Linked DNA regions of Homo sapiens: all the other regions are linked to region 2. The links are chromatin contacts, found by Hi-C or POLR2A ChIA-PET in ENCODE. All regions are on one chromosome and are shown on one strand. Each heading gives the region's core, a stretch centred on a gene start or an enhancer-like site at or near the end of the contact. The rest is flanking DNA. Distances are from core to core; before and after follow the strand shown. Region 1 has its middle 28 kb from the start of SPATA45. Region 2 holds the start of ATF3 (activating transcription factor 3). Region 3 has its middle 17 kb from the start of LINC02771.

Evidence for each region. A loop is a pair of places that touch in the nucleus more often than their neighbours do. ChIA-PET counts read pairs that join two places held with the same protein, here RNA polymerase II (POLR2A). Pooled maps may share reads with other maps.
Region 1: a pooled map shows a loop between it and region 2 (2.8-fold over the local background). The contact joins the enhancer-like site here to the promoter of ATF3 in region 2. A Hi-C loop is called at or near these places in 2 of 50 pooled maps. POLR2A ChIA-PET finds 5 or more read pairs at or near these places in 8 of 52 experiments (A549, BJ, Caco-2 and 4 more).
Region 3: a loop to region 2 is called in a pooled map, with 5 times the contacts of the local background. The contact joins the enhancer-like site here to the promoter of ATF3 in region 2. A Hi-C loop is called at or near these places in 6 of 50 pooled maps. POLR2A ChIA-PET finds 5 or more read pairs at or near these places in 24 of 52 experiments (A549, AG04449, AG04450 and 18 more).

The regions. Positions count from the first base shown.
Region 1 is chr1:212,818,142-212,822,047 of GRCh38, reverse strand. No RefSeq gene overlaps it. Among named protein-coding and RNA genes, the nearest start is that of SPATA45, 28 kb to the left of the region's middle. Within about 2 kb of position 2,252, at least 2 of the 41 ENCODE cell types and tissues checked have a DNase peak (open chromatin) inside an H3K27ac peak, as active enhancers do.
Region 2 is chr1:212,607,154-212,610,970 of GRCh38, reverse strand. It overlaps ATF3 (activating transcription factor 3), which reads right to left and starts at 2,210. Exons shown (of 4, transcript NM_001674.4): 1 at 2,041-2,210. RefSeq lists silencers at 1,389-1,568, 1,579-1,718, 2,339-2,548 and enhancers at 1,829-1,888, 1,627-2,584, 2,585-3,542.
Region 3 is chr1:212,454,546-212,458,047 of GRCh38, reverse strand. No RefSeq gene overlaps it. Among named protein-coding and RNA genes, the nearest start is that of LINC02771, 17 kb to the left of the region's middle. Within about 2 kb of position 2,012, at least 4 of the 41 ENCODE cell types and tissues checked have a DNase peak (open chromatin) inside an H3K27ac peak, as active enhancers do.

The DNA of each region.
Region 1 (3,906 bases), core at 1,003-3,502, 210 kb before region 2:
CACCTGAGGCCAGGTGTTCGAGACCAGCCTGACCAACCAGACGGAGAAACCCCGTCTCTACTAAAAACACAACGATTAGCTGGGCATGGTGGTGGGCACCTGTAATCCCAACTACTCAGGAGGCTGAGGCAGGAGAATTGCTCGAACCCAGGAGGCGGAGGTCGCAGTGAGCCAAGATCGCACCAGTGCACTCCAGCCTGGGTGACAGAGAAAGACTCTGTCTCAAGAAAAAAAAAAAAGGCAAGCATCAGAAACAAAATTTGGCTAATTTATTATTATTATTTATTTATTTATTTTTTTAACAGAATCTTGCTCTGTCACCCAGGCTGGAGTGCAGTGACACGATCATGGCTCACTGTAGCCTCGACCTCCTGGGCCCAAGCGATCCTTCTACCTCAGCCTCTCAAGTAGCTGGGAACACAGGCATGTACCACCAGGCCTGGTGAGTTTTTAAATGTTTTGTAGAGACCGAGTCTCCCTATGTTGCTCAGGCTGGTCTTGAACTCCTAGGTTCAAGTGATCCTCCCGCCTTGGCCCCCCAAAGTGCTGGGATTATAGGCACAAGCCACTGTGCCCAGCCAAATTTGGCTAATTTAAGCAGAAAAGGAATTTACTGAAGGATATTGAATAGTTCATAAAATTTCCAGGAGGGATGACAAAACAAACTCAAGCCAGTGTACAAGAACCATAGAGACTCCACTGCCACAGACACTGGGCATAGACTGTGTGGCTAACACACTGCCACCTTCTGCAAGCTAGCCTCAGAATATTGCCATTAAAATCCCTGCCACACTACCCACACTTGTAAGCATGGAGTAAGCTCAGTACTGGCTTTTTAAAATCAGTGTCCTGGTTGCAAGAGGGGCTGGAAAGTGATTACTTGGCAGTTTTAACTTCTATAGTGGGAAGCAGGTTTGCTTAATAAGGTGAGGCATTCCCCACACAAAGGGAACTCACATATGGGATGACCAAAAACAAAACAAAACAAAACAAAAACAACAAACCTGTCTAACGTCCATCCATGTGAACCGCAAGATCCCTTCTCCCTCCCTAATACTTCCCTCAGTTATTGCCTGTACACTCAGAGGCCAGCCCCCCAATTCAGAGTTCCTGATTTGCAATACTCTAAGGATGGCCTGTGAAGGATGTCACTTAAGCTCATGTAGATGGCAGACTGGGAGGCATTTGATATTTGGAAAACAGTGCTGGGATGGAAGTCAGGGTATTATAGTTCTAAATGTATCACACATTAGCTGTGAGAATTTATACAATTTAGTTAAATTACTTGAGCCTCAGAAGTAATCCACAGAAAAGTCTTGTACACACATTAGGCTCTTAACACTTTCTGTTCTTACATGCTAGGCAAGGTTCTCAACATGTACAACTTTTTTTTGAGACTGAATCTCGCCTTGTTGCCCAGGCTGGAGTGCAGTGGCACAATCTCAGCTCACTGCAACCTCCACCTCCTGGGTTGAAGTGATTCTCCTCCTTCAGCCTCTTGAGTAGCTGGGACCACAGGTGCATGCCACAAAGACCAGCTAATTTTTGTGTTTTTAGTAGAGGCAGGGTTTCGCCATGTTGGCCAGGCTGCTCTTGAACTCCTGACCTCAAGAGATCCACCTGCCTCAGCCTCCCAAAGTGCTGGGATTACAGGCGTGAGCCACTGTGCCTAGCCTCAATATGTATAACTTAAACTACTAAACTGAGAAATGAGAAGTTATTTGCACCATTTTTAATACCTAAGGCATAAATACTACAGATTTTCATGAATTACAGGAATGCTCACTAAAGAAGTCATCTTTTTTGGAGATATGTGTGTTTCAGAATTAGCCAAAGAGGAAGGGTTTCAGGAGGTCCTATTAGGATATTTTTGCTTAGAGTCCTATGTTTAAACTTGTAGCACTGGTAATCTTTGAATTATCTCATCTCTTTCCATTTTATCTTTTTTACTGACTCTGTAATCATCAGTACTGACGTTGTCATAATTTATAAAGGACAGTGAGATTTGCCTATGCTTGAAAAGCTAAGCTCTAACAAGCATAGAACAGTCTCTGGAAACCCTTTCTAAGTTACTCAGATCCTATAAATGAAATGAAAATTTACATATGCTGCTTTGAAGTATTCTGTCAAAAGCACAAAAGGGCAAGAAAGGGCAAAGGCAAGAAATTAAACTCTGAAGTATGAGTGAAGCTTGACCATGCAAAAACGGGATTCCCCTTCATGTTTAGTTTAGAAGGCGGGCTTGGAGAGGGGAAGGAAATGTGCAACAGCAAAGTACGGAGGGGATTACGACAGGAAAATAGTGAACCAGAGATAAAGAGCAAGCAGCAAGGTGATTAAATGAACTCTTAGTTACAAAATAATGAAAGAAAAGAGCCGATAACAATTCTTTAAAGAATAAGACAATTTCATCTGATTCTTACTCAAATAAAGACAAGAGCTAGAATAAGAGGGCAACCCATCTTTCTGGGACCCCTCTCTCATCCAGACAGCTTTCTTCCTTTTGCTTATTAAACTTCTGCTCTAACCTAAAAAAAAAAAATTAAAAGAAAAAAAAGAAAGAAAGAAAGAAAAGAAAAAAAAGGAGCTAGAATACAAACCATTTCCTTTAGTAAGGAAGGTCACCATATGCTGCGGCAGTGTGGCGAGGGAGGTGGCAGATCTCTTTTTGCCTTTCAGTTGAGGGGAGAGGGTGTTCCTATAGAATGCAGAAAGACTTGTTCCAGGCCAAAAGAGTTTATTCCTATTTTTCAGAATGGTTCAACATTAGGAAATCTCTGGATGGTATTTAGTAGATTTATAAGTTAAAGGAGAAAAATATGTTTCTCAAAAAACTGTGGAAAGGAGGCTGGGCTCGGTGGCTCACACTTGTAATCCCAGCACTTTGGGAGGCTGAGGCAGGTGGATCACCTGAGATCAGGAGTTCAAGACCTGCCTGGTCAACATGGCGAAACCCTATCTCCACTAAAAATACAAAAAATAAGCCGGGCGTGGTGGCGGGTGCCTGTCATCCCAGCTACTCAGGAGGCTGGGGCAAGAGAATCACTTGAACCCAGGAGGTAGAGGTTGCAGTGAGCCGAGATCGTGCCACTGCACTCCAGCCTGGGCTACAGAGTGGGACTCATTTAAAAAAAAAAATGTGGAAAGGTATGTGATATCCAATAGCCATTGCAGATTGAAAGATAAATATTTTTCTCTATTGCAGTCAGTTTAAGACTTACTGCCTCCATTCACTAATTTAAAAATATTTGAGGCTGAGCATGGTGGCTCACACCTGTAATCCCAGCACTTTGGGAGGCCGAGGAGGGCGGATCACGAGGTCAGGAGTTCGAGACCAGCCTGGACAACATGGTGAAACCCCGTCTCTACTAAAAATACAAAAAAATTAGCTGGTTGTGGTGGCGGGCACCTGTAATAGCAGCCACTTGGGAGGCTGAGGCAGGAGAATCGCTTGAACTCGGGAAGCGGAGGTTGCAGTGAGCCGAGATTGCACCACTGCCCTCCAGCCTGGGTGACAGCGTGAGACTCTGTCTCAAAAAAAAAAAAAAAAAAATTGAGAGCATATCATATTGCAGGCCTTGTTTCAGACTATGTAGAAGATGCAAAAACAAACTAAAATTGGTTTGTTCTCAAAAGGCTTGCAATTTCTAAAGATGGAAAACACATACACAGGTAGCTATAGTCAAAAGGAATATGTGAAAGTGTCAACGAACTGGTTTATAGTACTTTGTTCTACATTGCTATAGTGTTGCTGGAAAAGAGACTCCAAGAGCCAGTCCTTGGGTCTAGCACAGGGAAGAACTGGAGAGGAGTCACAGAGCACAGTGAAGGAAGAAAGTTTATTAGAACTACTCTGTTAGAGAGTAGTAAGTCCTCAGAAAGCAGGAGGAACACACTGTCCTTGGG
Region 2 (3,817 bases), core at 961-3,460:
CTAGGTCAGATTCTCATTTCATAATGAGTACATTGGTCCAGGGAGGTAAAAATGACTTGCCTGAGGTCATAAAGCTGGTGAGTGGCCCAGCCCATGCCAAGCTGCTGAACACCCACCGACTGCTCATTTTGCTCCATCACCAATAGGTATCGACCGCCTCAAGGGATCAACCAACAAGGCAACCAGAGAACAGAGCCATTAGCCAGGTAGATAAGGGGTCAAGAGTCCTGGCACCTGGTACCAATCACAGAGGAGACTTTGACAGGACTGAGATAGGGAGGGGCTATCGAAGAAAACGGCCATGGAGAAAAAGGAATTCTATAATGGCTAAAGGGCAAGGAGGAAGAGAGAGAGAAAAAGAAGGCTCCCATCACTGCCACAGATGCTGGGTGCTGTATCTTATCCCCACTGCGGGCGTGGGGTGCTGCCTTCTTTGCTGTCTCTGAAACCATTCCGACAGTAACTGCAATCCTCACCCCATCCCATCTTTGCCCAGGATATCCTCAAAGCAGGAGCCTGTATGTTGTAGCATTATTCTACAACCAATGCTAACTGCAAAACAATGGGGACAGTAATACCAATTTTTTGCCTTCACTTTAAGTTACAGAGACAGAAACTTCGAACAGAAGATATGACTGTCACCTACAACGAAAGGGGTACACTGAGAGAACATCCAGATTTTCTGGCTCTCCTTTTCTTTCTGGGTTCATCAAGGATTTAGTAACTATTTTATTTGTAAGAAAGCATATGTGACCTATGCAATGAAATTAGGGAAAAGAAAATGTTTAGGAGGAAAGGAAGTAGATGAGAAATGAAAATGGGAGTGGGGGGAGCAGAGAAGGAGAACGAATCCAGTGGAAAGAAAGCTGGTGAGGGAAAAGATGCCCTGCAGAAAAGTCCCCTTTCCCCCACTGTCTGGACACTGGTGAATGACATTAGATAGAGACCCACCCCATTCAAGTCCCCTCACTGGCTCCTTTTCTCCCCACTACACCACTCCAAAATCTGAAAATCTCCAGACAGAAAGGACCTTAGTAGTTATCTGGTCCAACCACTGCATTGTGCCCTCCAACACGCAGAGGGGGCCGGTACTGCCCATGTGCCCTTATTTCCCGGCTCCGCATACTGAGGCCCAACGACATCGATTGCAGTGTAAGCGCTCAGAGTCCTGGCACTAGACCACAAAGCCATTCTCTCAAATATCTGCACAAGTGGCTCCACACCCTCGCTTCCCCGCCACGGTGGGTCTCCCGCGGACCCGCCGAAGGAAAAGCCAGAGTGAGAGTCCCAGGTGTGTGGGAGTCCCGGGCTCGGGGTCCGGACACCAGCCGTTGCCGGGAGCCCTCCCCGTCTTCCGCCCCGGGACAGCGCGACACCAGCGCTCGCCACTTCCAAGCTTATCCCAGCTAACTTTTTCTCGGGGTTGCCTTCACGGTCCTGCCGCCAGTGCTGCGGGGTACCCAGGGCGACCCCCAGCGGCCGCGCCCGGGACGCCTCCCGCCCTCTCGCCCCTTCCCCATTCATTCCTCTCGGCGCGTGGGGCAGCCCTCCCGCAAGCCTCCGGCCTTCGTGCCTCTCTGCGCCCCCCCCCCCCCACCCGGGAAGGATCGGCTCCCACAGTGCCGTGTCTCGAAGCGAGGGATGGAGCGGGACGGCGAGCGAGGCAGCCTCGGACACCCCAACGCACCCGCCCACCCACCTTACGCCCTCTCCCAGCCGGGCAAGCCAGCGCCGTCGGCGGAGAGAAGCGGCGCTCGAGGCTGGCGGCAGAGTGGACGCCCGACCTCCGTCACCAGGAACCTTTCGCGCCCCAAGTCAAAAGAGAAAGTTAGTTCTTTCGCTTTGCGGGAAACTTTTCGAAGCGCCGAGGAGCAGCGGTGGCTTAGAAGAAGTTTAAGCCAGAGTTATTTCCAAGCCGGAGGCTGGGGGCGCGGATCCGGGGTGGGTCAGGGGTCGGCGGACTGGTTACTTAGAGGGGCGCGAAGGGAATGAAGGCGAGCAGCCCTCGTCGCGCTCACTCCCTCGGCTTCCAGCGCTCACCTCCAGGCTCCGCTCGGGGCGGCCAGGGTCGGGACGGGGTCGGGCGGGCTGTTTGTCTGGCCGGCGGGCGAGCACCGAGGACTCACGGCCGGCGCGCGGGCTGAAGGGTGCGCTCGGGCGGCGGCGAGAGAAGAGAGCTGTGCAGTGCGCGCCTGGCTGCGTGCGACTGTGGCTTGGAGAGCGTTGCATCACCCCTTTTATAGCCCTCAGGCTGGCGGCGCGGTCGTTTACTCCGTGTTGCCAGTCCCAGGCTGACGTAATGCTATTAATAGCTTCCCGGGAGAACCGGCCGAACGGAGCGGAGGAAGGGGGGTGGAGGAGGGGCCAAGGCGGGGCCGAAGGCGGGTGGAGAGAGGGGGCACTGGTGATGCAAGTTCGGGGAGGAGCCAGCCCAGGCGCGTTCCCCCAGCCTCGCTCACTGAGACACACACCAGCCCGCCCTCTCTCTCCATATCAGGACCGGAGCCGCCCGGGATAGCCGCCAGATGTGCGTACTCGCTGCTGCGTGTTCCAGGCATGACCAATGGTGCCCAAGCCAGCGGCATGACTCCACCGCGCTGGCATCTGTCCCTCCGCTAGGTTGAAGAGCGGGGGGGGCGGGGAAGGTGGGGAGGCGGGTCCCGGCCCCAGCCCAGACTAGGTGAGGCTGGGAAGCGGGCACGACCTTTCTCTAAAATGCGTGGTCATTTTCTGGAGCTTCAGGAAAATACCCCCTCCCCCACTGGCCTCCTACTTCTCTAGCAGGGGCGGAGTAGGGGCAGAAGCGTTAGTCTGTGGTGTGGGGAAGGTGTCCAAAGTCACCCTTCGGTGTATCCACGCCGTTACCCGCCGGGTGTGACCTCTGCGGCGGGGACCGCGAGAAGCCCGCCGGTTAACACAAAAGCGGAGGGCAGCCCTCGGCTGGCACCGTGCGCCCGAGCCCGCAGCCCCGGACACTCCACATGGACGCACACGCAGGACAGCTCCGGGCTCCGAAACTAGGGCGAGTGGTAGGACCGTATCGGTTCGATTTTTTTTTTTTTACAATCACAAAGCGTTTGAAATTGACAAGAACATGTCAGTGAAACCAACAAGAGCGTGAAAAGATCGGAGTCCAGGAGGAATCAGAGGCAACCCGGTGGGAGGGTAGGAGGGGGCGGAAGCCAGCGGCCAGGAGGAGGGGGAAAGAGAAGGTGCTTTGGGGTCCGCGAACCTGCCCAGGCCTGGGGGTCGCCCCGCTCTCAGGCAATATTTAGGGAAAACCCATGTTCAGCTTTCACGTGTTCTTCTGCTCCCAGAGCCGATTGGACTGGGACCGGACGGCCCGGAATGGGGACGCAATGACCACAGGCGGAACCCGCAGCAGAAATCCCCTCTGCCCTCAAGCCAGGGTGGCGGGAAAGGCGGGGCCCCGTGGTCCGAGATTCGAGCTGAGACCTCAGCAGAACTGGGTTTGAACCTTAAAAACGATTTCCTGGTTCTTATTCCCCGACCCCAACAATTTCTGCTCAGAGAGCGGCAGAACCAAGGAACCTTCTTGACTGCCCGTGGATGACTATTTGTAGACACAAGTGTGGCCTGGGACTTTCGCACCTGCCTGGGAGGGAGACCTGCGCGGCCGCAGGGTGTGGGGGCACGGTGAAGGGCAGAAACACCTGCTCCTTTCCACCTGCCTCTGGGAGAGAGGCGGCCGAAGGTCACAGTTTGGTAATTTGGGGTAGAAACTAGAGGTGTCTGGAGCCTGGGTCTCACTTGAAGTCCCCAGTTCCCCCCACCGGGGTTCCTCGCCGCCAAGCCC
Region 3 (3,502 bases), core at 763-3,262, 150 kb after region 2:
TGCCGGGGTGAAGAAGTACTACCGGAGCCGCTTACAAGAACAGAAGTAAACAAGAAAAAGAGGGCTTCCCTCCAGCTTTCCAGTGTCCTTCTAGCACCCCCTACTGGCTGAATCCGATAGGAAGCAGCTGCCAAAGCCAAAAGTGGTTTGCCAAGTCCCAGCCCTACCATCAAAGAAGAGAGAATAGAAGAAGGACTAGAGTGACCAGGAGCTGAAGCCTGAGCCTGCTCTCATGCACACATGTGTGCACGCACACTTGCCTATGCTCACAGGTATACACCTACACATGGACCACAAGCGCCCTCTCCACAGATTTGATTGTGGGTCCTACGCTTTGGGTGTCACGCAAAGTCAGCAAACCTCAAGGCCTTGACTACAGAGACTTTTCTGATTCTGAAACTCCGGCCTCAAACATCACCCATCATCGTCCCATCCCCAAACAGCCACCAGTTTGAGTCCTTTCTGTAAAAAGGAAGCTCAGAGTTCTCCATCTCTGGAGAGATACCTGGGCTTTCAGGGAGAAAATGTCAACAGCAGCCACCCCATGTCTCCTGGAGGGGACTCCAGTAGAGGCCCAGGGAAAAGCAAGCTCTGCACCAAACTGCCCAGTGTGTAGTGAACACAACAGAGCTCATTTACCAACAGGAGGCACACACTAAACACATTCTTCTGGTCTCTGCTTAATCCCAGCTCATTCTGTCTTATTAGGTCCCTCTGCTCTCCTATTGTTTTCCACCACTGTGCATTGCTGTGTCGTTCAGAGCATGTGTCACAGTGTGCTTTTTTTTTTTCCAAAATGTGCTGTCTGTCTATCTCCTCCTCTAGATTGCCAACTCACAAGAGTGGGGCCATGCCAGCTTCTTCCACCCCTGCAGACTCAGGGCCTGGCACATCATAAGTCTCAAGTGTTTGTCAAATGAATCTATTAAAAAATAGAAAATGGCTCTAGAGGCATTGAGATAAATGGACAGGTGATGGATCTGTAGATTGGGGTGTATGCGACATAACGAACTCTGAGGAATGTTGTGGAAGGCAATTGCTCTCCTGTCCTACAAACCATCTCCAGATAAAGAGGACAGCAGGCAGGATGACTGCTCTGCCATCATGGTGTTTCTGCTGTGCTTGTGACTCTGTTCAGCCCTGTACATCCATGGAGATTAGGGCCTGAACCCAGGCTTCTCCCCTCATCCCAACTTCACCTCTGCTTCTTGGAAGGCATGGGGCTCATTGAGTGTTATAGCTGGTGGGACCCTATAGATTACAAAGGTGGCTCCACATCACCATCACCTGGGGAACATTTAAAAACATCAGTGTCTGGACACTACCACTAGTTTCCGATTCTTTGAGTTCCACAGTTCAGTGTAGCATAGTGGATGCCCAGAAACATGAACTCAAGTCCTAACTCTGCCACATACTGTATGATCTTGGCCAAGTTACTTGACTTCTCTCTGCCTCGATTTCTGGAGATGACAGCAGTATCAATCTCACAGGCTTGTTGTGAGGATCAAAGTCAACAATGTATGTGAAGCTCTTGGTGCAATGTCTGGCTCAGAGTAAATACTGAATAAAATGTAGCTATTATTGAAATTATTATCTCACAGCTACTTAGCGGCTGGCGTGGGATGAGCCTCCTGATCCTGGATCCAGTGTTCTTTCCAACACGTCACTCTGAATGTGCACACAGCCTGAGGTCAGACTCGGCAAGGCAAACATATAGTTGCTCTCCCTGGGACCCTTTAATTAAACCGTATGGAACAGAGAACTGCCCCTGAGAACCAACAGCAGATCTGACCCCTGGGAAGCAGAGAGCTGGAGAACACAGGAGTTCGGCAGTGCAGCTTTCAGGTCCTTTGGGAAGCCATTTGGCTGCTTCTGTTAGCATTTCATTATGGAAATACTGGGAACCAAAAATAGAAGTTCTTGAGGGAGCTTAATCCTCTGGGCTTTACAAAACAGCTGCTGGAGAGTTCCCGGAATTGACCACCAGGGGGCACTGTCGTCCCATGCAGGCAGCTGCTGGTGGGTCGGACCAGGACAGAAGTGTCCAAGAAAAAACCAACACCCTTCAGCAAGCTCCTACCCCAAGCCTGCCTTGCTGGGGACTCTGTGGCTGGGATCCCTGTGGATCTCCACAGCTCCTGGTCCTAGAGAAACCACTTTGCAACTCAGCCCACTGCTCTCCTCTTTGGGGACCCTTAAGAGCAGAGCAGGTTCCTGCATTTATTTTAATCGATCCTTCCTCCCACCTCACCCCAAAACCAGGACCTAGGGCAGTGCTGGACATATAATAAGCAAGAAATATGCATCTCCTTTGTTGATTAATGGATATGTGAAATCAGGTGCAATTGTTAAATTGTGGGACGTATCAAATAACAAAATTTCAATAAATTGAGCTGTAAAGGTCTAGTTTGCCTTTATTAGCAATTCATGAACTGGGCAGTATCCAGTCTACAAAATAAAAAGGAACTCCCATGAGCTGAGCTAAGGGCTGAGCTTATAGGCAGAAAAGGCTGAAGAAAGCCAAAACAAGAAATAAGATGCAGATTGGCCGTTTCAAAGTTACTTTCCTTATTGAGGATCTTGTTAGCCTAATGGGATATGACTATCAACTCTCTCCTGATTTCTCAGAAGCTCAGATCCAAGTAAACAGCTTCGTTTTTGGTTTCGTGGTGCGGAACCTTAGTGTGAGTGACTCCATTTTGGATGGGTCTGTTGGACCCTAATGCAGGAGGTCAGTCCAAATAATGGCCTCCCATACATTTTGTTTAACAGAAGGAAACTGCTTGATCTTTGAAGGAATGGCAGAGAGAGTGCAGTGGTGTGAATCAGACAGAGGTTATGAGTGACAGTTAAGGGGAGGGTCATGGATAAACGGGAAAGGGGAAGAAGTGAGAGGGCTCAGGCAGGAAGGCAACAGATGTATTTCAGGGATCCTGAGTAGTAAGAGATTCCTCAATGTGGAGGCCAAATCCAGAAATATGGGGGAGATTAGACAAGGGAGTCCCAGCCACAGCTCACATGGCCTCCAGGTGGGCATCACCGGCCACCACAGCCACTATGACCTCTCCTATCTTTGGGGTGGCTTGCAGCTGCCACCAGCAGGCTCTGAGCTCCCACAGGTGGGCCTGGGTCCCACGACCTCCCTCTGGGTGATGCCATGGGGCTTAGTACCCTGAGCCTGTATCACACATCCTTAGTCCGAGAGAGCCTCTCTCAAATGACAGCAGGTCTTGTTCACCACAGAATTCTGTGAAGACTAGAGCACAAGAAATACTTGTTAACTAAAGGATTAAACTATGTGTTAAAAAAAAAAAAAAAAAAAAAAAGCAAAACAAGGCCAGGTGTAGTGGCACATGCCTACAATCCCAGCACTTTGGCAGGCCGAGGCAGGAGGATTACTTGAGATCAGGAGTTCAAGACCACCCTGGCCAACATAGTGAAACTCTGTCTTTACTAAAAGTAAAAAAATTAGCCGGGTGTGGTGGCAGGTGCCTGTAATCCC